2 separate regions of the Homo sapiens genome follow, and region 1 is linked to region 2. Evidence: read pairs that join two places in POLR2A ChIA-PET (ENCODE). Cell type or tissue: HepG2. All regions are shown on one strand. Each heading gives the region's core, and the rest is flanking DNA. Links, peaks and the distances in the headings are about the cores only.

Region 1 (16,061 bases), core at 4,062-9,061, 140 kb before region 2:
TTTAGTAGAGACGGGGTTTCACCATGTTAGCCAGGATGGTCTCGATCTCCTGACCTCATGATTCGCCCGTCTTGGCCTCCCAAAGTGTTGGGATTACAGGCGTGAGCCACCGTGCCCAGCCTCGTCTTTTTTATTTTGGGAATAAAGATGTTTATGCTGGCTGGGCATGGTGACTCACGCCTGTAATCCCAGCACTTTGGGAGGTTGGGAATTCAAGACCAGCCTGACCAACATGGTGAAACCCCATCTCTACTAAAAATTAGCTGGGCGTAGTGGCGGGCACCTGTAATCCCAGGAGGGAGAGGTTGCAGTGAGCCGAGACTGCGTCACTGCACTCCAGCTTGGGTGACAAAGTGAGACTCCATCTCAAAAAAAAAAAAAAAAAAAAGTTTATGCTCCTACACTGTTGATAAAATTGCAAATTAGTCCAATCTTTAAGTTTTGTTTTTAGCTGAAAATATTTTGAACACCATTTTACTTTAAAATTTTCTATATCCCCTAGGTTAAGATCTAAGAACGTTCTAAATCTCTGATAGGATTTCTTTCAAGTTAAGAATGAAGAGTCAAAAAGGAAAAAAAAAAGAAGCACTTTGCCAAAGACAAACCTGAACCAGCAACAGAGGAATAACAGTAAAACATGCAATTAAATAATAATCAAATAGCCAATTCTTAGGAGAAATGTTTTGTTAAACTACCCAGATTAGTTGAGAATAGCTAGGCTGGTAATTAAGAGGTGACAGAGGAATGCAGGAGGCTACTATAATTGCCAAAGAACGTATATATGTCAGGTATTGAGAAAAAACTAGGCCAGGCATGGTGGCTCACACCTGCAATCCCAGCACTTTGGGAGGCAGAGGTGGGCAGACTACCCGAGCCCAAGAGTTTGTATTTGAGACCAGGCTGGGCAACATGGTAAAACCCCATCTCTACAAAAAATACAAAAATTAGCAAGATGTGGTGGTGCAGTCCTGTAGTCCCAGCTACTTGAGAAGCTGAGATAGGAGGATCACCTGAGCCCCCGGGAGTTGAGGCTGCAGTGAGCTGTGATTTTGCCACTGCACTCCAGCCTGGACAACTGGAGGATTAAGATGCTATCTTAAAAAAAAAAAAAAAAAAAAAAAAAAAAAAGGCTTGACATGATCCTGGCAAGGGAGAAAGTTTTCTTTATTTTTATTTATTTATATATTTATTTATTTTTAGAGGCAGGGTCTCACTTTGTTACCCAGGCTGCACTGCAGTGGTAAGATCTTAGGTCACTGCAGCCTCAAACGCCTGGGCTCAAGCCATCCTCCTGCCTCAGCGTCCTAAGGCAGGGGCTATAAGGGACTCTCTCCCATAGCTGGGACTACAAGTACACGCTACGAAGCCTGGCTCAGTTTTCTTTGATTTATAAAAGCATGATTTAAAACACTGGAAAACTTCCACTACTGACGTGTTATTACTTTTGGCAAATCTGTTTGTATCGGGCTAGCTAACTTATGGCAAAAACCAAGTCTTCCAGAAGCCATAAAAATGAAATGAGAGTATTTATTTTAAAGCAAAATGAACTTTCAAAAACAAACTACCCAAACTGACCTAGAAATTCCACAACTAGATATATATCTGAAAATTAAAAACATATGTTCACACAATAACTTCTAGATGAATATTCACAGCAGCACTATTCATAAGCCAAAAAGTGAAAAAAGGAACAAAAAACCCCCAAAAACCAAAAACCCCAAATGTGCAACAACAAATGGATAAACAAAATGCAGTACATTAATACATGGGATATTATTCAGCTATAAAAGGAATGTACTGACACATGCTATAATATGGATGAAACTTGAAGACATGCTCAGTGAAAGGACCCAAACACAAAAGTCCATATATTACATGATTCCATTTATCTGAAATGTCAAATGCAGAGAGACCAAAGCAGATTAGGGGTTTGCTAGGGGATGGCAGAAAGGGGGAACTGGGGAACTGCGAGTGACTGCTAGTGGGTAGGGAGTTTCTTTTTGGGGGGACAGAAATGTTTTGGAATTAGACAGTGGAGATGGTTGCAAAACACTGTGAACATACTAATAACCACTGAATTCTTCATTCATTCATTCATTCATTCTATTTATTTATGGAGACAGGGTCTCACTCTGTCACTCAGGCTGGAGTGCAGTGGCATGATCTTGGCTCACTGCAACCTCCACCTCCTAGGCTAAAGCGATTCTTGTGCCTCAGCCTCCCAAGTAGCTGGTATTACAGGCATGCGCCCCCACACTCAGCTAATTTGTGTATTTTTAGTACAGATGGGGTTTCACCATGTTGGCCAGGCTGGTCTTGAACTCCTGGTCTCAAGTGATCTGCCAGCCTTGGCCTCCCAAAGTGCTGGGATTATAGGTGTAAAGCATCACACCTGGCCAAATTGCACATTTTAAAATGGTGAAGTTTATATCCTGCAATTTTTTTTTTTGAGATGGAGTCTCGCTCTGTCGCCCAGGCTGGAGTGCAGTGGCGCGAGCTCTGCTTACTGCAAGCTCCGCCTCCCGGGTTCACACCATTCTCCTGCCTCAGCCTCCCGAGTAGCTGGGACCACAGGCGCCCACCACCATGCCCGGTTAATTTTTTGTATTTTTAGTAGAGACAGGGTTTCACCGTGTTAGCCAGGATGGTCTTGATCTCCTGACCTCGTGATCTGCCTGCCTCAGCCTCCCAAAGTGCTGGGATCATGCAAGTTTTTTTTTTTTTTTTTTTTTTGAGACGGAGTTTCACTCTTGTTGCCCAGGCTGGAGTGCAATGGCACGATCTTGGCTCACTGCAACCTCCACCTCCCGGGTTCAAGCAATTCTCCTGCCTCAGCCTCCGGAGTAGCTGAGATTACAGGCATGCGCTGCCACGTCTGGCTAATTTTGTATTTTTAGTAGAGATGGGGTTTCTTCATGTTGGTCAGGCTGGTCTTGATCTCCTGACCTCAAGTGATCCGCCCACCTTCGCCTCTCAAAGTGTTGGGATTACAGGCGTGAGCCACCATGCCCAGCCTTTTTTTATTTTTTTGAAGTGGAGTCTCGCTCTGTTGCCCAGGCTGGAGTGCAGTGGTGCAATCTTGGCTTACTGCAACCTCCGCCTCCTAGGTTCAAGCAAGTCTCCTGCCTCAGCCTCCCAAGTAGCTGGGACTACAGGCACCCGCCACCACGCCCAGCTAATTTTTGTATTTTTAGTAGAGATGGGGTTCACCATATTGGCCAGGACGGTCTTGATCTCCTGACCTCGTGTTCCGCCTAGCTCGGCCTCCCAAAGTGCTGGGATTACTTGCGTGAACCAACGCGCCCGGCTTATCATGCAAATTATGTATAAAAATTATGTTTTTTTCTTTTTTTGAGACAGTCTCTCACTCTGTTGCCCAGGCTGGAGTGCAGTGGCACAATCTCGGCTCACTGCAGCTTCTGCTTCCCAGGTTCAGGTGATTCTCGTGCCTCAGCCTCCCGAGTAGCTGGGATTACAGGAACGCACCACCATGCCCGGCTAATTTTTTAAATATTTTTAGTAGAGACGGGGTTTCACCATGTTGCACAGGCAGGTCTTGAACTCCTGACCTCTGATGATCTACCCACCTTGGCCTCCCAAAGTGATAGGATTACAGGTATGAGCCACTGCACTCAGCCTAAAATTATGTATTTTTAAGAACTGCTCAAAAAGTGCTATTTCCAACAATACATTTAGACCAAAATGCTTTTTCTCTTTTTTTCAAGATGCAGTCTCATCTCTGTCACAAAGGCTGGAATGCGGTGGCTTGATCTCAGCTCACTGCAACCTCTGTCTCTTGGGCTCAAGTGAGTCTCCTGTCTCAGCCTCCCAAGTTACTGGGATTACAGGCATGTGCCACCATGCCTGGCTAATTTTTATATTTTTAGTAGAGACAGGGTTTCACCATACTGGCCAGGATGGTCTTGATCTCCTGACCTCAGGTGATCCACCCGCCTTGGCCTCCCAAAGTGCTGGGATTACAGGCGTGAGCCATCATGCCCAGCATGCTTTTTCTCTTTTTAAAAAGTAGAGACAGGGTCTTGGTTTGTTGCCCAGGTTGGTCTTGAACTCCTGGGCTCAAGCAATTCTCCTGCCTCGTCCTTCCAGAGTATTGGGATTATAGCTATAAGCCACTGTACCTGGCCCAAAATGCTTTCAAAAACAATTAAAAATGCAGGATATTAGAAAAAAACTTACAGCATCAAAGAGCTGACAAGATAGTAACAGAACATTTTGGGAAAAAAGAAACCATTCTAAGAAAAGCACAGAAGACCCCCTCTGCCCTATGGACATTTGCTGATCTTAGAAAACCTGGGCTGACGGCCGTGTGTGGTGGCTCATGTCTGTAACCCCAGCACTTTGGGAGGCCGAGGCGGGCAGATCACCTGAGGGCGGGAGTTCGAGACCAGCCTGACCAAGACGGAGAAACCCTGTCTCTACTAAAAATACAAAATTAGCTGGGCATGGTGGCGCATCCCTGTACATCCCAGCTACTCGGGAGGCTGAGGCAGGAAAATCGCCTGAACCCGGGAGGCAGAGGTTCCGGTGAGCCAAGATTGTGCCATTGCACTCCAGCCTGTGCAACAAGAGCAAGACTCAGTCTAAAAAAAAAGAAAACAATTCTTTTAAAAACCTCATCAGCTCATCAGCGCCTGTAGTCCCAGCTAATCAGGAGGCTGAGACAGAAGGATTGCTTGAACCCAGGAGGCGGAGGTGGCAGTGAGCCAAGATCACATCACTGCACTACAGCCTGAGTGATACAATGAGACTCTGTCTCTAAATAAATAAATAAAAATGAAAATCTCATCAGACATTAAAATGTCCAGCTTGAACTTAAAAGTGCCAGTGAAAACTAACACTGTTCTTCAACCCACCTCCCCTCCTGAGAGGAAGCTACTGCTATGTTGCTTGTGTATCCTTCTGGAAAGAACTTGAGGCATACATAGGCATATATAAATGTATTACTAGCCACTCTGTAAAAACCTTACTTGTATTTTTTGTAATATACAAACCATCCAAACGTTAATCAATGGGAGAATGGATAAACTGCAGTACAATAACAACAGCAGATGCTGGACTATCACAGAACAATAAACATGAAGGAATCACTGCTACACACAATGGACGGTGACTCACTCAATTATAACGTTGAGCAAAAGAAGCCAGACTTAAAGAGTACATACTGTGTAATTCCATTATATAAAGTTCACAAACAGGCAGCACTAATCCAAGATGTTAGACATCAGGACAGGACAGGCGCAGTGGCTCACACCAGTAATCCCAGCATTTTGGGAGGCCAAGGTAGGAGGATCACTTGAAACTAGCCTGGGCAACAAAGTGAGACCCTGTTTCTATAAAGTAAAAACTTAAAATCGGCTGGGAACAGTGGCACATATCAGAGTTCGAGACCAGGCTGGGCAACATGGCCAAACCCCATCTCTACTAAAAATACCAAAAATTAGCCAGTCGTGGTGACGTGCGCCTGTAATCTCAGCTACTTGGGAGGATGAGGTAGGACAATCACCTGAACCCAGGAAGTTGAGGCTGCAGTGAGCTGAGATCACACCACTGCACTCCAGCCTGGGCAACCAGAGTGAGACCTTGTCTCAAAAAAGAGAGCCGGATGCAGTGGCTCACGCCTGTAATCTCAGCACTTTGGTAGGCCGAGGTGGGTGGATCACGAGGTCAGGAGATTGAGACCATCCTGGCTAACACAGTGAAACCCCGTCTCTACTAAAAAATACAAAAAATTAGCCAGGTGTGGTGGCGGGTGTCTGTAGTCCCAGCTACTCGGGAGGCTGAGGCAGGAGAATGGCGTGAACCTGGGAGGTGAAGCTTACAGTGAGCTGAGATCGCGCCACTGCACTCCAGCCTAGGCGACAGAGCGAGACATCTCAAAATAAAATAAAATAAAATAAAAATAAAATAATACCGGGCGCGATGGCTCACGCCTGTAATCCTAGCACTCTGGGAGGCCGAGGCGGGCGGATCACAAGGTCAGGAGTTGGAGACCAGTCTGGTCAACATAGTGAAACCCTGTCTCTACTAAAAATACACAAAATATTAGCTGGGTGTGGTGGTGTGAGCCTGTAATCCCAGCTACTCAGGAGGCTGAGGCAAGAGAATCGCATGAACCCGGGAGGCAGAGGTTGCAGTGAGCCAAGATCGTGCCACTGCACTCCAGCCTGGACGACAGAATGACACTCCATCTCAAAAAAAAAAAAAAAGCTTTGTGCAGTGGCAGTATGGCCAATGAGGGTTATGTGAGGTGTGATTATTGCTAACTAAAAATAAAAAAATAAAGAAGGCAGCAGGACAATGGCTTCCCACTTGTAAAGTACTCCAACAGTATACAAAGCACCATCCCCCTTTCTCCAATCTCATCTTCACAGCCTCCTTTCTCAGGCTACTCGGGCATACTACAACTGTCCCTTAAACTTATTGGCCTCACTCCTCTTCGGGGCCTTTGCTCTAACTGTTCCTCTGCCTGGAAGGCTCTTCCTCCAGATATCTGGTGAGCTATTTTTTTTTTTTTTGAGACGGAGTGTCGCTCTGTTGCCAGGCTACAGTGCAGTGCAGCGATCTCAGCTCACTGCAACCTCCGCCTCCTGGGTTCAAGTGATTCTCCTGCCTCAGCCTCCCGGGTAGCTGGGACTACAGGTATGCGCCACCATGCCCAGCTAATTTATTTTTAGTAGAGATGGGGTTTCACCATGTTGGCTAGGATGGTCTTGATCTCTTGACCCCATGATCTGTCCATCTCGGCCTCCCAAAGTGCTGGGATTACAGGCATGAGCCACCGTGTCCAGCCTTTGGTGAGCTATTAAGAACTCTCCACCAGATGGATCGCTTCAGGTCAGGAGTTTGAGACTAGCCTGGCCAACATGGCAAAACCCTGTCTCTACTAAAAATACAAAAATTAGCCAGGTGTGGTGGCGGCCTCTTATAATTCCAGCTACTCAGGATGCTGAGGCAGGAGAATTGCTTGAACCTGGGAGGCGGAGGTTGCAGGGAGCCGAGATTGCACCACTGCACTCTAGCCTGGGCGACAGACCAAGACTGTCAAAAAAAAAAAAAAAAAAACCAAAACACTACTCCCTCACCTCCTTCAAGTCTTAGCTTAGCTTAAACTTCACTTTCTCAACAAAGCCTGTCTGAACACCGTATTTAACATTGCAACCTGTGCTTCCCACCACCTCTGCCTTCCTTTACTCTGCAGTGCTTGGCAACTTCTTACTACATAGTTTGTTTAATTATAACATCTATTGTTTAATTATAACATCTATTGTTGGTAATCCCAGCACTTTGGGAGGCCAAGGCTGGCTGATCACCTGAGGTTGGGAGTTTGACACCAGACTGACCAACATGGAGAAACCCCATTTCTACGAAAAATACAAAATTAGCTGGGCATGGTAACACATGCCGGTAATCCCAGCTACTCAGGAGGCTGAGGCAGGAGAATGGCTTGAACCTGGGAGGCGGAGGTTGCGGTGAGCCGAGATCGTGCCATCACATTCTAGCCTGGGCAACGAGAGCGAAATTCCATCTCAAAAAAAAAACCAAAACAAAACCATCTATTGTTTATCTCTTGTGTTTTTTTTTTTTTTTTTTTAATAGAGAAAAGGTCTCACTACGTTGCCCAGGCTGGTCTTGAACTCCTGGGCTAGAGTGATCCTCCCACCCCAGCCTCCCCTAAAGTACTAGTATTACTGGCATGAGCCACCACACCTGGCACCTTGTGGCAGCACCACAAGGCCAGGAATCTTTTTGTTCCCCGATATACTTCATGTGCCCACAATAGTGAATGAAAGATACTGAACACTTAATACAAGACCCCAAGCCCAGGGGACAGGCATACCTTATCAATGTAGAAGTCAACCTCTGAGGCTGACTGAAATTCACCATCCAGGGCTGAGATACCGCTGGTCCACACGAGGTTCTTCATCTTGTGTTTGAAGACAAGAAGCTGGATCCGGAACTCCTGCTCTGTGAGGTCCAGGAAGCCAGCCAGCTTGGCCACAGGCATGGTGGTGTAGAGCTTCAGGAAGCTGCGGATGGTTGAAAGCTGGGCCTGCTGCTGTACTTCATCAGAAAACACCTTCAGCTGCTGCAGGAAGGGCTCTTTGTGGTAGTTGGGGTGCACATTATCATAGTTGGGCACTACAGGCGACAGGAACTTGGGGCAGGAGTAACTGAAAAGTTCTTCATAGACTTGTGGGTCACCTTTCTGCATGCGCAACATCTTGTCCCCATATTTCTCCCGCAGCTGGAGGTGAATGCTCTCATCAATACGCATGGGGTACATCGTGAGGGCAATGGCCAGCAGCGCATGCATCTGCTCATTCTGCTTGTTAATCTGGGGATGGGGTGGAGAGTGGTACTGGGTCAAATGAGACGGACTTCCTGAGGTCCCCACTGCCAACTGGCCTCACCATTCTCTGCACAGATCTTTGACTTACCCAGTTGTTTCATACCAGCCATTGAACTTCCCCAACATCTCTTCCAATCCTCCCTCTAGATCTACCTAACTTCCATCCTAGCTCCAGATCCTCCTTAGCCATCTTCTGGATTCCTTACTGGCACCTCTGTCTTAGTCTCTCCAGTTTGTCCCACACATCACTAGCAGGTCAATCCTTTTACACAGTTAGGATCGAGTTACCCAAAACCTTTGATGCAACCTTGATGACGACAGAAATATAGACTAAATAGTAATGTGCCGTGCAACAGCGTTTCAGTCAACAACGGGCCATGGGCCACATATAGGATGGTGATCCTGCAAGATTATAATCCTGTATTTTTACTGTATCTTAGATACACAAATACCTTTGTGTTACAACTGCCTATGGTATTCAGTACAGTAATATGTTCTAGACGTTTGTAGCCAAGGAGCCATAGGCTATACCATGTAGCCCGGGTATGTAGTAGGTTATCCCATCTAGGTTTGTGTAAGTACATTCTATGATGTTCACACAACAAAATCACCAAATGATGCATTTCTCAGAATGTATCTGCAGCATCAAATGACACAGGACTATACTTTACCTGGGTTAATGAAGGTTCTCAGAATCTAATAACCCAATTCCTACTACCTACTTGCCCTCCAGCCAGAACAGTTTATTGTGCGGCTGCATCACCACACTTTCAAGTCTCAACCACTTTGCTCATGATATTCTCTGCCTAGGAAGCTCCTCCCAATTCTTGAACCCATCCTCCTTCCCACCAATATCCACACCTTATATCAAAACATTTAGAACCCAGTGAACACTCAGCATACTGATGCTGAATAAATAAATGTAGGCACTGCTGGAGGATATAACTGAAACAAAAGATATTATCATCAAGTCCTTATCATCAAGATGTTAATGATCTGAGGTAACAGGCATCACAACAGAAACTCCTAAGAGTATGCTAGCCATTAAAAGTTCATTTTGGCTGGGCGTGGTGGCTCACGCCTGTAATCCCAGCACTTTGGGAGGCTGAGGTGGATGGATCGCCTGAGGTCAGGAGTTCGAGACCAGCCTGGCCAAATAGTGAAACCCCATCTCTACTAAAAATACAAAAATTAGCTGGACATGGTGGCACGCGTCTGTAGTCCCAGCTACTCAGGAGGCTAAGGCTGGAGAATCACTTGAACCCAGGAAGCGGAGGTTGCAGTGAGCTGAGATTGCACCACTGTACTCCAGCCTGGGTGACAGAGACTTCGTCTCAAAAAAAAAAAAAAAAAAAAAAAAAAATTAGCCGGTGTTGTTGTGTGCGCCTTTAAGCCCAGCTATTCGGAAGACTAAGGTAGGATGATCGCCTGATCCCAGGAGGTTGAGGCTGACGTGAGCTGTGACTGCGTCACTGCACTCCAGCTGGGTGATCTATTAGTAGGCACAATCACAGAGCGCTCTACAGTCTTGAACTCCTGGCTTAAAAGTGCAATATTTTGGATGGTGTTTACCAAGAATGGTTGGCATAGGTGCCAAGGATCCCCCTGATTAGAAAGGCCACTGGTGGCAGGCAGAGTCCCCCTTACCATCTCATACTTGTACGTGGTCCTCTGGAACATGCTCTTGGTCCTCTGGATGTAGAGGAGGATGTTGGCGAAGACCCGGATGGCATCCTGGTAACGACGCATCATCAAATATGCAAACCCAACATAATAGTATGTGGTGACCTGGCACTCTGGCACACGGGAATACATACTCTGTAGAAGGAGGTAGAACAAACATTCATGAGTCCCAATTCATCCTAGATAGAACCAGAGGTAGAAACACCAAGAGTTTTCCCTGCAGAGGCCCTCAACTATCCAGAGGAAGCTCTGGAGTCCCAGAGTTTGAGAGCGGATCTTCCTATTCATCAATTAAGTTGTATGTTTTGAGGAATCCATTTTTTTAGCTGTAAACAAGAAGGTTCTGGATCAGGTAATCCCTAAAATCTCCTTCAGCTCTAAAATGCTATACATCTCAGTTTTGTTATTTTTCCTTGCTTTTTCAATTAAGTCCTTTTGGACAGGGAAGACAGAAACACATACATGCACATGAGCCAAACACCAAATAAAAATTATCTGTAATATTTTTCTGTGGTTAGGAAGAACACAACAGCTAACCATGTATCAATGAACATACCATCTTAGAATTACATCTTTACTTAATTCTTTTTTTTTTTCTGGGACAGAGTCTTGTTCTGTTGCCCAGGCTGGAGTGCAATGGTGTGATCTCGGCTCACTGCAACCTCTGCCTCCCAGGTTCAAGTGATTCTCCTACCTCAGCCTCCTGAGTAGCTGGGATTACAAGTGCCCACCACCATACCCAGCTAGTTTTTTTTTTTTTTGTATTTTCAACAGAGACAGGGTTTCACCATGTTGGCCAGGCTGGTCTCGAACTCCTGACCTCAAGTAATCCACCTGCCTCAGCCTCCCAAACTGCTGGGATTACAGGTGTGAGCCACTGCGTCTGGCCTTCTCAATCCTTTAGCAAAATGTGAAGAGCAAAGAGCTGCCATGGGCCAGGCATGGTGGCTCACGCCTGTAATCCCAGCATTTTGGGAGGCCGAGGTAGGCGGATCACGAGGTCAGGAGATCGAGACCATCTTGGCCAACACGGTGAAACCCCAACTCTACTAAAATACAAAAAAAAAAAAAAAAAAAAAATTAGCTGGGCATGGTGGCGCATGCCTGTAGTCCCAGCTACTCAGGAGGCTGAGGCAGGGGAATCGCTTGAACCCAGGAGACGGAGGTTGCAATGAGCTGAGATCACACCACTGCACTCCAGCCTGGTGACAGAGCAAGCTGCCATCATCATTCCATTTTGAAAACAAAATAAAAAACTGTTGTTAACTACCAAAATCGTCCAGGTCTAGCTTTTTACCACAGCTGTTTGCCCAGTTTTAGTCTCAACTTTCAATGGCCTGAGGGAACAGTCCTCTTTCCTCTCCTGGAAATTTGTCCTAAGAGATCAGAGTGGTTCTCTAGAAATAGATATTCTGGCTCTGGCAAGAGGGGCCAGAGGCAATAGGCATCACCTTCTTGTTCAGTTCGATGTTCTCCAGCACCTTGATGGCCTGGTAGTAATCTCCTAACAGGGAGTGCAGGCGGAGAAGCCCGACCAGGCTGAAGTAACCAAGCATTTTGTAGAGGGAGTGCCGCCCATACTCCCCAGCCACACTCTCAGGGTCACCTGAAAGAGACAGACACCGTGAATACTGATAGGAGGCAGGTAAAGGCAGGCACACCTGACCTCTGAATGTTACTCAGTAGGCATCTCACCTACTGCCAGCCTTGAAAGCTTCCCTCAACAACTGGGGAATAACTTCAAAGGAATACCAAGAAACAGCAAAACCAATCTTATGCTAATCTTCGATTTACCAATATTTGCTTACAGGATGGCAGTTCATTTTGCTTATTTTTTTTTTGGTCCCAACACATGCAAAGGCCCCTCTCATCAGTAAAATACAACCACGAAGACTCCTCCTTTCAGAAAGCACATGAGGTCAAAGCTATTTTCCTAATAACAACACTAAGATGTTACTTGCCCTTCCCACTGAGTTGAATTTTGCATGATGCAAACACTATGTTGGGTAAAATTACTGTCAACTTAAGCATAAATCAGGCAACGACACAAAATTGTACCAGTAGTCACTGCATTGCTTCTTGCCATGCATTTGCACTAAAAGAACTAGTCCTTAGCCAGGCTTGGTGGCTTAGACCTCTAATCCCAGCAACTTGAGAGGCCGAGATGGGAGGATGTGCTTGAGCCCAGGTACCATATCTGAATAACCAGAGATTGTTGTATCAGTTGTTTTTTGTTTGTTTGTTTGTTTTTTGAGACTGAGATCTATGGAAGTGCTACTGCATTTTGGCCTGGGTAACAGAGAGACCCTGTTCTAAAAAAAAGACAAAAAAAAGAAAGAAAATTCTTTTTTCATTTTTACTTGAAAAAAACAACTGATACATAGGTCGGGAGCGGTGGCTCACGCCTGTAATCCCAGCACTTTGGGAGGCTGAGGTGGGCAGATCACGAGGTCAGGAGATCGAGACCATCCTGGCTAGGTGAAACCCCGTCTCTACTAAAAATACAAAAAATTAGCCGGGCATGGTGGTGGGCGCCTGTAGCCCAGCTACTTGGGAGGCTGAGGCAGGAGAATGGCATGAACCCGGGAGGCGGAGCTTGCAGTGAGCCCAGATTGCGCCACTGCACTCCAGCCTGGGCAACAGAGCGAGACTCCACCTCAAAAAAAAAAAAACAAAAAAAACTGATACGCAACTGAGCGCAGCTCATGCCTGTAATCCTAGCATTTTGGGAGGCCGAGGCGGACGTATCACTTGAGGTCAGGAGTTTGAGCCCAGCCTGCCCAACATGGTGAAGCCCCGTCTCTACTAAAAATACAAAAATTAGATGGGTGTGGTGGTGCACACCTGCAGTCCCAGCTATTGGGGAGGCTGAGGCAGGAGAATTGCTTGAACTTGGGAGGCGGAGGTTGCAGTGAGCAGAGATTGTGCCACTGCACTCAAGCCTGGGCTACAGAGCAAGACTCTGTCTCAAAAAAAATAAAAATAAAAAAAGAAGGAAAAAAGGGCAGACATTTTCACAAAAATGAAGTAAACCTGTCATACCTCAAAGAAAATAACTGACAGTGTTTGCTACCTATAAAACAGTTCAAAGGTTGGGCACAGTGGCTCACACATGAAATCCCATGAGTTCAAGATTGGCCTGGGCAACAAAGTGAGACCTTGTTTCTACCAAAAAAAAAAGAAAAAAAAATCAGCCAGGTATGGTGGTGCAAACCTGCGTTCCTAGCTACTTGGGAGGCTGAGGTAGGAGGATCACTTGAGCCCAGCAGGTAGAGGATGCAGTGAGCCATGATTGTGCCACCGCACTTCAGCCAGGGTGACAGAGTGAGACCCCATCTCAAAATAAATAAAAATTCAAGCTATTAAGCAAAAATGGAATTTTGTAAAACTTGTATCTGCCACTACAAGCTCTATAGCTTACAAATAAATGCTTACCTGATGTCAGTGGCAAAAGTAACAAATCTGACTTTTTAAAAAAATGTAATAAAATGTGTCAACATTTGGAAGATCTTTATAACTCAGAGAACCAATATTTTTTTAGAAATCACACATGGCCAGGCGCAGTGGCTCATGCATGTAACCCCAGCACTTTGGGAGGCCGAGGCAGGCAGATCACTTGAGCTCGGGAGTTCAAGAGCAGCCTGGCCAACATGGTCAAACTCTGTTCTACTAAAAATACAAAAATCAGCCCGGCGTGGTGGCGTGTGCCTGTAATCCTTCCTTTCTATATCCCTGGAGGCTGAGACAGGAGAATCGCTTGAACCCCGGAGGCAGAGGATGCAGTGAACTGAGATCATGACATTGCACTCTGCCTGAGCAACAGAGCAGATTCTGTCTCAGGAAAAAAAAAAAAGTCACACATGGATGTAAGGAACTCATTCAAATTACAGAAGTGACGAATAACGTTAACAAAAGAAAAATTCACCAATACAGTTTCAGATTCCTCACTGCACCTAATCTGTATGAAACTACCACTGGTTACTTCAAAGAAGTACAGGGTGAGTATACTTCTATAAATGCTTGTGATCAGAAGTGTTTTGGATTTTGCAATTTTTAATATCTGCATATGCCTAATGAGATATCTTTTTTTTTTTTTTTTTTTTCCCCGAGACAGAGTCTCGCTCTGTCACTAAGACTGTAGTGCAGTGGTGCGATCTCGGCTCACTGCAACCTCTGCCTCCCTGGTTCAAATGATTCTCCTGCCTCAGCCTCCCAAGTAGATGGGATTACAGGTGCCCACCACCAGGCCCGGCTAATTTTTTGTATTTTTAGTAGAGATGAGGTTTCACCATGTTGGCCAGGATGGTCTTGAACTCCTGACCTCAGGTGATCTGCCCGCCTCAGCCTCCCAAAATGCCAGGATAATAGGCGTGAGCCATGGCACCCGGCCCTAATGAGTATCTTAAGGATAGGATCCAAATCTAAACATAAAATTCATTTATTTTTCATATATGTCTTATACACACAGCCTGAAAGTAACTTTATTATAATCTTTTAAATACTTTTGTGCATGAGACGAAGTTCTGACTGCAACTGCTCATATGAGGTTGGGTGTAGAATTTTCTACTTACGGCGTCATGTTGGTGCTCAAAAAGTCAGATTTTGGAGCATTTCAGATTTCAAATTTTCAAGTCAGGAATATTCAACCCATACATACTACTACATGGTGTAGTATCAAAGAAAATCCTCTCCAATAATCCTGGCACTTTTGGGAGGCCAAGGCAGGACTGCTTGAGCCCAGGAGTCCAAGACCAGACTGGGTGACACAGCGACACCCTGTCTCAAAAACAAACAACAAAAAAACTTCCTATAACCGTGTGAAGCCAGATTTTCCTTCTTTTTTTTTTTCAGACAAGTTCTCGCTCTGTGGCCCAGGCTAGAGTACAGTGGTGTGATCTCAGTTCACTGCAATCTTTGCTTCCTGGGCTCAAGCAATCCTCCCACCTCAGCCTCCCGAGTAGCTGGGACTACAGGGGCACCCCACCCACCATGCTCAGTCAATTTAAACATTTTTTTTGAGACAAAGTCTCACTATATTGCCCAGGCTGGTCTCAAACTCCTGGACTCAAGCGATCCTTCTGCCTAAGCCTCCCAAAGTGCTGGGATTACAGGTGTGAGCCACAGTGCCTGGGCCAGATTTTCTTTATGTGCTTCAAACAAAAGAACACATTGCAACAGATTGAATGCAGAAGCAGAAATGAGAAGCCAGCTATCTCAGCCAGACAGAGAGATCTGCAAAAATGCCACTCTTCACTGAAAAAAAAAGAAAAAAATTTTTTAAAATAGATACATTTTGTGGTTCTCAATATTTTAACAGGGTAAAGTGGCTCTGACACCAACACGTGTGAGAAGTGCTTATCTAAACAAAAGCACTGGAGACACAGAAGTGTTTACAAACGCAAATCTCAATGTGCTGGTTCAGTCTGTTGGCCAATGGACTCCCAAGCCCCAGAGCCCCCAGCACAAATACTCTGCTACTGTTTGTACTCAAGCACCTACAAAGAGTCAACAGACCACCACCTAAGACATGGTGACTCATCTGCTCTCCTTGCAGTGATCTATTCATTTGGAACAGATGGCAAGCAGCTGGAAATTCGCAGGCCACGGCTGTCGGCCTGCTGCACTCACCTCCGCTTGTGTATACCTCCAACTGTCGGTTGATGTTGGATTTGTCTACCAGGGAATGAAGGACATTGAGGACACTATGAACATTCCAGATTTTGGGATTGGAACGAAGAAAGTCAATCTCCTCCTCTGACTTCTTGGCAGTCTTACAGCGGTACTGACTGAATGACTGAAACTGTTGAGGAAGAAAAGAAACATGCAGTAGTGGTATAAGCCCAAAGTGATCATCCATGTCCACAATGCTGAAAACGAGGCAATGCTCTGGCTCTGGATGGGGCAAGGTGAGGGTGAGATGACCACTTCTCATTCTAAACCATTCCGTACACTGTTTTTCAAAGCCATCTTGACTAAACTGTGAATTCTGTTCATTACTGAATGTTAC
Region 2 (11,474 bases), core at 162-5,161:
TGACCAGACCACTTCCCTGCTCAAAGTTCTTCCACACATCACCAATGCTGACAGATCAGTGCTACATTCCTCTTCTAGGCAGTCAGGAACCATCACAACCTGGCTCCTGCCTGTCATCCTGGCCTTCCAGATTCTCATTTGACAGGCTGGAGAGACACATACTTTGGTCAATTTTGCAAAATACAATAAGTAAATAAAGAGATGCACAGCACTGGAGGCTGGGCGCGGTGGTTTATGCCTGTAATCTCAGCACTTTAGGAGGCCGAGGCGGGTGGATCACCTGAGGTCAGGAGTTCGAGACTAGGCTGGCCAACATGGTGAAACCCCGTCTCTGGTAAAAATACAAAAAATTAGCCGGGCGTGGTGGCACATGGCTGTGATCCCAGCTACTTGGGAGGCTGAGGCAGGAGAATCGCTGGAACCTGGGAGGCGTAGGTTGCGGTGAGTGAAGATCACACCACTGCATTCCACTCCAGCCTAGGCAACAGAGCGAGACTCCATCTCAGAAAAAAAAAAAAAAAAAAAGATACACAGCACTGGACTACTAGGAATTCCCAGGATAAGACAGGTCCTTCTACCCCCTGATGGTTCTCTGCTGTGCCTGGAACACTTCTCTTCCTGTCTTCTGTACCCCAGCACACACACACACACACACCCAGCACACACTCACACACACCCAGCACACACACACACACACACACACACACACACACACACACACACATTCTCTCTCTCTTTCTCCCCTTCCCCCTCCCAATGCTTGTTGGCCTGGAAAATTTCTTCCTTGAAGTCTCAGACCAAAGGAAGCCAAAGTGTCCCCAGCAGACTTAGGAACTGCTGGCCCAGTGCTCCCTACATCTGTACCTTTCCCCACTAAAGTGGTGACCACACTGTTCTCATCAGTTACATGTCAGTGTCCTTACCTAACTGGGCTCCAGTGGCCAGGGCTGGAATGTTTTTTGTCTACATCTTGGAAACCAGCCTAGGGCCTAAGCCCACAGCACATCCTCCGTAAGCACGGCTCGAATGAATGAATGCACCAATGAAGAAACCACAACTCATCCTGGCAGGTCAGAGACAGCACAGCCTCAGGGACCCAGGGGTGAGTTATTAAACTGGCAAAGACCAGAGCTACCAAACTTCGAGGTTATCCAGTCTCAAACCGTTACTCTACTGAGAATAATAAGGTAAGGCTCAGAGAAGGGCACACAAGTTAGGTGCCAAGCCAGAACTCGACTCCAGGCTTTCTGGCTCTTGGCCTTGGGCTAATTTCACTGCTTCAGCCCAAGAGAAGTTTAAATCTGCTCTGTGTAACTGGGAGGCCCTGCTGGCAGTTCCATCCCTAGCTCTTCATTTCCCTCACTCCCACATGAGAGAACCACTGTAGCCAACCTCACCAAGCCTCGGTTGCCGCATCTTTCTAATGGGGAAAATCTGTGGGGACTCCCAGAGCTGCAGGAGGGCTCAGAGAGATCAGGATGTGAAGGCAGTGGTGTAGGGGGCGTGTTGGAAGCACTGGGCTCTGAGGTCAGCCAGAGCAGGGTCTGAATCTCAGTTCTGCCCCTTGCTCCCTGTGTGACCTGGAGCAAGTGACCCTCCCTCTCTGAGCTTCACTTCATCATCTGTAAAATGGACAGTAGGCGTCTAACTGCACCTGGGAGTGTGGATCAAATGCAATTAGGTGGCGCCATGCAGTGAACACAGAGCTGGGCATGTAGTAGGCATACAATAAGTGCTGGTTAGCCAGCATCATTACCCCAGAGTGCTTTCCCTGCTTCGCTCCTCCTTCGCTCTACCAAGGACTTACCTGCCCCCTCCTGCCAGACGTGCTGTGTGTTGGTGACCTTTAGTTAGACAAGGTAATTCCTGCCCATGGCTTAAAGGTACCACACTACTCAGATAACCATGCTTGCCTGCTCACCCTCGGTGCCTTAACCACAAAGAGCAGCGAAAGGAAATTCTGGGCTCAGCTGGGTGACTCACGCCTGTAATCCCAGCACTTTGGGAGGCCAGGGCGGGCGGATCACTTGAAGTCAGGAGTTGGAAACCAGCCTGGCCAACGTGGTGAAACCCCATCTCTACTAAAAATATAAAAATTAGCCAGGTGTGGTGGCACACGCCTGTAGTACCACATACTCGGGAGGCTGAGATGGCAGAATCGCTTGAACCTGGGAGGCAGAGGTTGCAGTGAGCCGAGATGGTGCCACTGCACTCCAGTCTGGGGGTAGAACGAGACTCTATCTTAATTTAAAAAAAAAAAAAAAAAAACGCCTGGCGTGGTGGCTCACACCAATAATCCTAGCACTTTGGAGGTCAAGGTGGGCGGATTACCTGAGGTCGGGAGTTCAAGACCAGCCTGGCCAACATGGTGAAACCCTGTCTGTACTAAAAATACAAAAAATTAGCCGGGTGCAGTGGCGCACGCCTATAATTCCAGCTACTCTGGAGGCTGAGGCAGGAGAATCACTTGGACCCGGGAGGCAGAGGTTGCAGTGAGTAGAGATGGTGCCACTGCACTCCAGCCTGGGCGATAGAGCGAGACTCCGTCTTAATTTTTTAAAAAAAGGAAATTCTGAAGTGGATGGGAAAGTTAGTGTTTCGACAACAGCCCCGCAACCTCCATGCATCCTGATCTCCCTGAGCCCTCTCTGCAGCCCTGAGTCTCCACAGACTTTTTCCTAATAGACAGATGTGGCAACCGAGGCTCAGTAAGTTTGGCTACAACCCTTCTCTCATCTGAGAATGAGGAAAATCAGCTCCTTTATACCCCAAGCTGTGCGACCTCAGGCAAGTCAGCTCACCTCCCTGGGCCTCAGTCCCTTCATCTGTAAAATGGGCACACTGTCTCTGAGGTGCCCAGCCTAGTGCTGGACTCAGAGCCAACAGCGGTGAGTAAGAGAGTCAGCCTCTCAAAGAGAGAAGAGACCCCATGAGCCAGCCTGTGGCTGCTGGAGATGGCCAGGCCCCTTCTGTCCTGCTGTGAAGCGGGTGGGAGGGAGCGGGTCTCAGCTGCCTGCCCTTGTGGAAAACCCAGCCAGAGGCTTGAGTGTTTCCAGGCCTCTCTGGGCAGGGGATGGGTTACGTAACGCCAGATGTTTGTGAAACTGGCTCAGGCCCAGGTCTGAGACACACTTTGCAATCCCAGAGCCACTTATAAGCTCGCCTTCCCTTCCCCCATACCTGGCTCCCCGTTGGCCCAGGGCTGGCGAGAGGCTGCTGATTGGAAGCTTTCAGCTGTGTAGATTATTCCATCACCCCTCACTCCAAAAGCTGAAAGCAGCCCCCAAGCCTGCCCCGGAAGTGGGAAACCCACTCGCTTGCTGAGACCAGGATGAGCTTAAGAGCTCTGCTCCCACCTCTCCTGTCATGCGACGGCCCTAGGTGCCTCCTCCTCAGCCCCCACTCTCTCTCCTTTGCTTAACAGCCCCCTCCTCCCTCCCATCCCCGTCTCTATCCACCCTCACCCCTCCAGTCCCCACTGGAGCCAGCCTACCCTTCGCCACCTGAGGACCCCCAGAGACAGCAGGAACGGATTGAACAGCGTGGGCCGGTCCCCGGGCATCCGCCATGAGGTCACCAGTCGGCCCTTGAGCGGGCTCCCAGCCTTGCCCTCTGCTGGCCTCTTGTCTGCCTGTCAAACAGGGTCCAGTGTTGGCCCCAGGTCCCTTTGGCAGGATGGGGGCACCCCTGGCTACAGCCTCCCCTGCCCATTCTGTGGTGCCCCCCACCATGGAGCCCCAGGGTTCCCATCTTTCTCTCCTCCCAGAACTGCCGAGACGAGCTGGTTAACTTGTTCACACTACATCGTGTTGGACTGACAAGGCTCCCAGGGCTCAGCACCTTTGAAGGTGTGCACGTCATCACCCTAAAGTCAAACCACGGGCGCCAGCTGGAGGGGGTGCAGACCACAGGTATGTTTCTGCCCACATAGTGTTTTCAGAGTATTTCACATTAGGTTAGAGATTTCACATATAAATACATATCTCCAGTGTTTCTTGAAATATCGAAAGATGTGGAAACTCTGGGCCCGTCTTCCCCATGGCAACAGCTATCTGGAACCGAGGAGTCACACAAGTGCCCTCGGTGCCCCCCCACCTTCTCACCATTGTTACCTGCCTGGCCTTCAGGGCGTTAGGTTTGTGACCCCAGCTTAAGCAAAGGGAATGAGTTGTGGACTTCTACACACATTCCTAGCAGAGCCCCCAAATGCTCCCTCTTTGGAGTCATCCTCGTTGGGGAAACCAAGGCCCCTGTGAAGCAGAGGCACTTGTCCAAAGCCACACATGGGTTACTGGGAAGGTAGGAGAGAGCCCAGGGTCCTCGCTCTGGAATCTGCAGACTCTTTGGAAGTGGAACTTGAAGCATCAAAGCACAGGTCCAGGAGGGCTTTGGGGGTAGGGGTGCCCCCGACCCTGCTACCACATTCCCCATCACAGTCCTGACCACAGGCATGCAACCATCTCACTAGACTGAACTCTTTGATGGCGCTCCGACTCACCTGTGACCCACACCTGGGTATACAGAAGGTGCTCACTAAGTGTGTGTGAAAGAATGCATGAATGAGGTGGTTATCAGTTCTGACCAGTCAAGGCTGCCTAGGGGTGGGGGTAGGTTGAGATATTTTCCACGTTGATGGGCCGGGCCCGTTTCATGGAGACTAGAGGGGCACCCCGGCATTGCTGTTTCCGCCTCGTTCACTACTCTGGCTCCAGGATATGAAGAAATAACCCAGAAAGAGGAAGAGCAAAGTTGTCAGAGTCCCTGGGAGGGCTGGCAGCGCCTTTAGCGACCAGTGTCCCCTGTCCCCGCCCATTCCACAGATGGGAAGACTGGACTGCTCGAAGTTACAGCACTGCCGTTCGAAGCCACGCAAGAAATCGGGGCAGGGACGGGGGCAGCATGGGTGCCAGGTGGAGGTGCAGAGAGAGCGCTGGGTGGTTCCTGGGCCCTGGGTTCTAGTCCCAGTCCAGCTAGCCACTGACTGTATAACCTGGGACGACTCCCCTGCCTCCATTTCCTCATCTGCACAGTGAGGGTTTGGGCAGAATTCCCCCAGCTTTGACTCACGGCAGGGCCCTACTTGGGGGGCGCTATGCTGCCCAATGGACGCTCCCTGCCACCCCTGGCTTCAGGAGGCAACGGGAGGAAGAGCAGGACCGGAAAACACAGCCCCAAACAGTCTGTCTCCTCCTCCCCCACCTCCCACTGCCCCACGGCCCTCAACTCTGATCTCACCTCTCTGGAGGCTGAGGGTGACGAGAACAGTCTGTTTGGTAGGTCACGGGGAGGGGCGGGCAGAGTTGTGCTCACCAGCTGCAGCCAGGCCTCAGAGCAGCATCCGTGGGTCCCACCCCCGCACATATCTCTCCCGCCTCCAGGACCCTGGAGACCCTCCAGGCCTGGCTGACTGGGTACATCCTCAGCTCTCTGGCTCCTGCTCGTGGAAGCCCTGCTCTTTCAGCCTGGCCTGGCCCTTTCAAACCGGAAGGATCTCTTCCCACAGAGACCACTGGGGCCAAACCATCATTTGCGCAGGGAAAGACATTGACCTTTTCAGTCCCAGCAAATGAGAAGCATGGCCTAGGGTTCTGACCCCAGGATCGCCCACCTACCCAGGTCCCCAAGCCAGAAGGTGGCTCCTGCAGAGCCCCTCTTCTTAAGGCCCCACCATGCACATAGATGACCCCATGGCAATGCCAACTTTGGTCTGGTTGATTCTAGGGCTCTTCTGAGGAATGAAGCCCATCTCCAACCTGCTTCCCCCTCCCTTCCCCACCGTATGTACCCACACCCATGACCCAGCTACCGAGTCTGCCTGCTTCTGGTCAGTCAGGGGGTCTTGGCCTCTGCTTGGTTCTGACTCCTCAGGCTCCTCTGGTTGGAACTGGAGATTAAAAAAAGAACACAGCTTAGCCCAACTTATTCTCCAGGATGCATGCATCTGTCCACCTCATCCATCCATTCTATCATCTGTCCATGCAACACCCATCTAACGTCCAGCATCAGTAGATCCATGTATCCATCCAACCATCCAGTGTCTATCACATGACTCACCCTCTCATGTACCCATCATCCATTGTCTATCACCCATTCATGTATCTACCCTCCATTGATCCATCACATATCCATTTACCCAATACCTACATATCCCTCTCTCCATCCATCATCCATCTACCCATATCTCCAACATCTATCATCTGACATTCATCCACCCATGCCACATCTATCCATTCATATTCCACCCAAAGTTCATCCATCCATCACCTAAGCAACATCCATCATATATCCACCACCACCATATATTCATCACCCAGCTATCCATCCATCATCACCCATCTGTCATCCATCCAAAAGATGTCTATTATTCATTCAACATGCATCATTGATCCATCATCCATTCACACATTCACCCTCCATTCATTCATTGTTCACCCACTGACCCCTGTGTCCTCCATCTTGCATGCATCCACTGAGCTGTCCCCTCCTTTATGTCAGGCCCTGGGCCAGAGCTAGAGTTACAGAGATAAAGCAGGTAGAGATCCTGCCTGTGTGGAGCTTATGGGGAAATGACAACCCTATTAGATGGATGTTGCATGGACAAATGGAAGCAAAACTGCCAAGCCCAGAAGGGGACCATTACTAGGAGTGACTGTTCAGGGAAGGCTTCTCAGGACAGGGAGCCTGACCTAAGACTTCGACAATGAACAGGCGTTTGGTGGCTGAACAGGGAAGAGCATGTGCAAAGGCAGGGATATGTGCTCACAGGCCCTGCAGCCAGCTCAGCACCAATGAGGCAAATCCGGAGTGGAAGGAAGGGAAGCCGGCCTTGAGTGCCATGCCAAGGATTTTTTTTTTTTTTTTTTTTGAGATGGAGTCTCGCTCTGTCACCCAGGCTGGAGTGCAGTGGCGTGATCTCGGCTCACTGCAACTTCCACCTCCCGGGTTCACACCATTCTCCTGTCTTAGCCTCCCAAGTAGCTGGGACTACAGGCACCCGCCACCACGCCCGGCTAATTTTTTGTATTTTTAGTAGAGACGGGGTTCCACCGTGTTAGCCAGGCTGGTGTCGATCTCCTGAGCTCGTGATTTGCCTGCCTCAGCCTCCCAAAGTGCTGGGATTACAGATGTGAGCCACTGCACCCAGCTGTGCCAAGCCAAGGATTTTCATAGAGAGGAGCAGCTGGAGCCCCAGCAGGACCTGGTGGTTACTCGTTTTGTCATCTGTGAAATTCCTTTCAGTACATGGTGCTCCCATCCCTTCCCAGCCACCATCTCCTAGCCTCCTGAGAACCCTGAGCTTCACCATGAAACTGAAGAATCTTTCTAACTTCCTTCTTGACCTGGCCGGCCTGTGGCACCCAGCATGCCCCGGGACACAGCACCGTGTCCTCCTTGAGCTGTCTGTGTGCCTTCCTAACAAGCCTGACAGCAATCTGAGGGCAGGACGAGCTGACTTATCCCTGCTTCTCTGATGTCCACGCATTGAGTTGATTGGAGGGTCAACTCATCAAAGCCACAGGGAAATACAGGGGAGAGGGTTCTCCAGTCCTCCCATGGGCTCAGGAGCTTTGTGACGTGGTGGCTAAAAGCACAGACTTAGGCCGGGCATGGTGGCTCGCACCTGTAATCCCGGCACTTTGGGAGGCCAAGGTGGATGCATCACCTGAAGTCAGGAGTCCAAGACCAGCCTGACCAACATGGAGAAACCCCATCTCTACTAAAAACACAAAATTAGCCGGGCATGGTGGCACATGCCTGTAATCCCAGCTACTCGGGAGGCTGAGGCAGGAGAATAGCTTGAACCTGGGGGGCGGAGGTTGCAGTGAGCTGAGATTGTGCAATTGCACTCCAGTCTGGGCAACAAGAGCGAAACTCCGTCTCAATAAGTAAATAAATAAATAAAAATAAAAGCACAAACTTTGGAGTGGATGCTTTGATCTCATTTCTCACGACCTATGCATGTGTGACCCCCAGCAAATGCCTAAGGAGTCTGAGCCTCAGTTTCCCCATCTGTCAAGTGGCAGCTGCCTCCTATCCACTTGAGGCACATATGGCAAGGCCCTGGGCCCAGCACGGGGTGCACCCTGATGCCTGGAAGCCCTGCTCATCCTGGGGCAGGTGGCGTTGGACTTTGCATCTAGGAGATGAGGAGGCTTTGGAGAAACAAGCAGGAACCCCCACGGCACCCCAGCGCTGCCCGTCAGAGAAGTGGTTGGTCCATCTTACAGAGAGAGAGAGAGGCTGGTGTTCAAAACCACATGCCGTCCTCCCAATGAGCTATTGCCAGGGTGCAGGATTCTGGCCTCCAAGACCCTCCCTGCCCACCATCTTCAGATGAAGAATGTTCTGGGCTTCAAGGCAGCACCAAAGCACCAGTGAAGCAGGGGAAGGGCGAGCACCTACTGTGTGCCCGGCGCTGGGCCCACTTTGCACACGACCCTCATTTAAGCAGCCTGTCTTGGCAGCTAGCTGAACCCAGTGAGCATTGATGCACCCTCTTCTCTGTGTCTGAGAGGAGCTGTAGGGGCCAGAGAGGGTAAGCGAGGCTGTCCTGGACTCAGGTACCTGAGTACCACCAGGGGAAGGGGCATGCCCACACTGGCTACAGTCCCAGGTGGGGTCAGGTGTGTGCCACCAGACACAACATAAACCAGGTATGGTGGAGCCAGGAGGGGAATAGGCCCTGGCCAGAGCATCTTGCTTGAGGCCTCAGTGTGGTCTGCACTGAGCAGACCTGGGTTTTGCCCATGCCCCACCAGCAAGTGGCTTCACCCTGCGCATCAGTTTCCTTATCTGTAAATAGTGTATTTCTCACCTGGTTGCTAAGGAGACTAAATGGGAAAAGCACACGTCAAACATTCAGATCAGGGCTTGGCCCATAAACGCTTAAAACTGTGTTGCTCATCATCATTGTTGGGCCAGTTTGGTGATCGGGATGGGTTGTGGTCAGCAGGGAGGCTGAGGTCTGAGCCTGGAGGGGGATGCAGGAGCTTAGGCTACTCCAAGGGGAGGCTTTTCCAAGGAGACTTGGCTGAGTGGGGCTGACTTTCTGGCTACCCTTGGGAGGGTGGAAACCTCCTTACCTGCAGCTCTGGCAAGCTGGGGCCCTTCGCAGTGCTCCTGCTCCCCAGGGGGCCCGTCTGCTCCAGGCCTGCCAGAGTTGCGGTCGCTGGTCCTCTTGTCACTTTGATCTTTGGCCACTGGGTGGAGGTGCAGGCAGGGCTGGGCAGCTGGACCGGGCTCTGGGACTGCAGTGCGGGGCTGTGTCCATTGACTGGGGTGGCCTCGGCCCAGCCTTCTGGCTGGCTGTGTGACTCCTGCTCAGGGACATCGTTTGTGCCTGGGGGACCCAGCTCTGGCCCTAAAGCCCTGGCCAGGTCATCCCTGTGTCCAGCTGGGTCCTTGCGGGGCAGCCTGGCCTGCAGGAGCTCCAAGAGGCCCTCCCAGTCCAGGCTGGGGACACGGGCCCAGACCCCCTCTCCTGGTGCCCGGAGAAGGCCAAGCAGATCCCTCCAGTCAAGCTCGGGTCGCCTCTCAGAGCCACGCGGGTATGGACACGCTCCCTCTGCCCCCCAGCCCACAGCAGTGGGTGTCCCAGAGTGCCAGGATTGTGAGGACTCTGCGGGGCCTCCCCAGTTCTCAGGGGGGCTCGTGAGTGGGCTTCTCTTTCCTAGTTCTCTGGGGAGCTCATGAGTGGGCTTCTCCTCCCAGGCCTCTGGCTGCCCCCAGCTCTCCTTGTACTCCCTGGAAGTGCCCCCCCATGCTCCCTCCGGGGCTTTGGCTGCCCCCAGGCTGGGCTCTCCACATCCCCACCAGCCCCCAGGGCCCAGGCCTCCCTCCTGGCTGCTCCAGCTCCTTTCTAGGTGTCTATGAGGGCCCTGGGACCCTGGCGGTTCCTCCTGACTCTGCCACACCCCCAGAGGCTGTCTTGGGCCTGCTTGGCCACTCTCCAGAGGTCTCTGTGTCCGCAGCTCCCTCTCAGGGGTCCTGGCTGATGTCCTGGGGGGCAGCGGGGACCCCTGGAGCTGCCGATCTCCCTCAGGTCTCTTCTCAGGACTCCAAGGATGAGGGGGCTCTGCTTGGCTCCGCCGGGTCAGTTCTGCCTGTTTGGCAGGGAGCATGGTCACCTGGGGATGAGGTGAGGGGGTAGGTGAGGCTCTCTCTCTGGGGACCTGGCTGCCAGCTCTGCCTTTCTTAGGCCCCCAGAGAGTCAAGGCTGTGTCCACACAGCAGCCTGAATCAAAGCAGGCCAAAAAGTACACAGGGTCTCTGCCCCACCCCTCCGGGGTCAGCTCCTCCCTTTCACCCGCTTTCCTCAGTTCCAGAAAAAGATCTGCAAAGACCTGCCCCCGTTCTTGGCTTCTCACCCCTCTCAAAGATACTGATTCCAACTTGGGCTATCAGGTGCCAGAACCTCCACCACCAATACCCCATTCCACTGAGGCGGGCCTAGCCCTCTGGGTTTGGTTAAAGATACAAATTACCCTGAAAGAGAGGGCCCTTAGAGCCAGATTCTTGCTTCAAGGCTTTCCCTGAAATCTGCTCAAGACAGCAGTATTGGCCAGGTGCCGTGGTTCACGCCTGTAATCCCAGCACCTTGGGAGGCCAAGGTGGGCGGATCACTTGACGTCAGGAGTGACCAGCCTGGCCAACATGGTGAAACCCTGTCTCTACTAAAAGTACGAAAATTAGTTGGGTGTGGTGGCACACGCCTGTAATCCCAGCTATTTGGGAGGCTGAGGTAGAAGAATCACTTGAACCTGGGAGGCAGAGGTTGCAGTGAGCCAATATTGTCCCACTGCACTCCAGCCTGGGAGACAGTGCAAGACTCCATCTCAAAAAAAAAAAAAAAAAAAAAAGACAGCAGTGCTTAGTAAAGGAAGGGGATAGCGTGGGAGAGGGGCTATCTTCAAAGGATTAATGTGGGGTCTTGTGCATTTTGCCAAGAGCTGCTGGCCGTTGGGGAGAGGGGAGAGCTGGATCCCCATGATTGGACTCCGACCCTTTCATAGAGGACCTTCCTGTCCAAGCCCCCTGCCTGGCTTCTAGCGGGAGGGAAGAGGCAGTGGCCGCCCCTTGGGGTGCGGGGCCCCAGACAGCTGGCAGTGCTCACCTGCCTGCTGGGGGCAGGGCTGGACTGTCTTCGGAGAAGTTGGCTCTGGCCTTGGCTGGGCTGCTGTGACCGTCCCTCGTCCTGGGCCTGGAAGGCCCCCGCTGCCTCGGACTTCCTATGAGCAAATGCAGCCACTCCTCTGAGGGACTGTCCCACTCCCAGCACCCCAGCCCCTCTGCTCCCACCTCCAACAGGAGGAGATGTGGGACAGCCAGGGACCCACTGCAAGCTCGTTGAAGGGCCCTAAGTGAGGATGACTCTCAGGGCCTTAGTTTCCCCTTCTGAAAAATGGGGATGGTTAACACTGCTCTATTCTGCCTCATGAGGCTCTTGCGAACATGACGAGAAAAGTGGGGAGTAG

The links. ChIA-PET counts read pairs that join two places held together with the same protein. Peaks named below come from ENCODE experiments on the same cell type or tissue, not always from the same donor. Only the 100,000 strongest peaks of a DNase experiment are listed, where the experiment ranks them.
Region 1: POLR2A ChIA-PET joins it to region 2 with 7 read pairs; 2 of 35 experiments call an interaction of 5 or more read pairs at or near these places.

What each region holds. Positions count from the first base shown.
Region 1 is chr22:37,869,969-37,886,029 of GRCh38, reverse strand. EIF3L (eukaryotic translation initiation factor 3 subunit L) reads right to left here. Exons shown (of 13, transcript NM_016091.4): 8 at 15,683-15,854; 9 at 11,506-11,660; 10 at 10,019-10,189; 11 at 7,859-8,356. Among named protein-coding and RNA genes, the nearest start is that of MICALL1, 28 kb to the left of the region's middle. RefSeq lists a silencer at 5,793-5,952. In HepG2, for the core only: no CTCF peak of the experiment used is centred there; no DNase peak of the experiment used is centred there.
Region 2 is chr22:37,733,052-37,744,525 of GRCh38, reverse strand. TRIOBP (TRIO and F-actin binding protein) reads right to left here. Exons shown (of 24, transcript NM_001039141.3): 8 at 11,114-11,228; 9 at 9,084-10,127; 10 at 5,807-5,884; 11 at 3,494-3,631. LOC124905115 reads left to right here. Exons shown (of 3, transcript XM_047441691.1): 2 at 3,767-3,911; 3 at 4,821-5,918. The coding sequence ends at 4,981. It overlaps LOC102724378 (a long non-coding RNA gene), which reads left to right. Exons shown (of 3, transcript NR_160697.1): 3 at 1-216. Among named protein-coding and RNA genes, the nearest start is that of TRIOBP, 42 kb to the right of the region's middle. RefSeq lists enhancers at 2,847-3,363, 3,364-3,881. In HepG2, for the core only: no CTCF peak of the experiment used is centred there; a DNase peak (open chromatin) is centred at 3,095.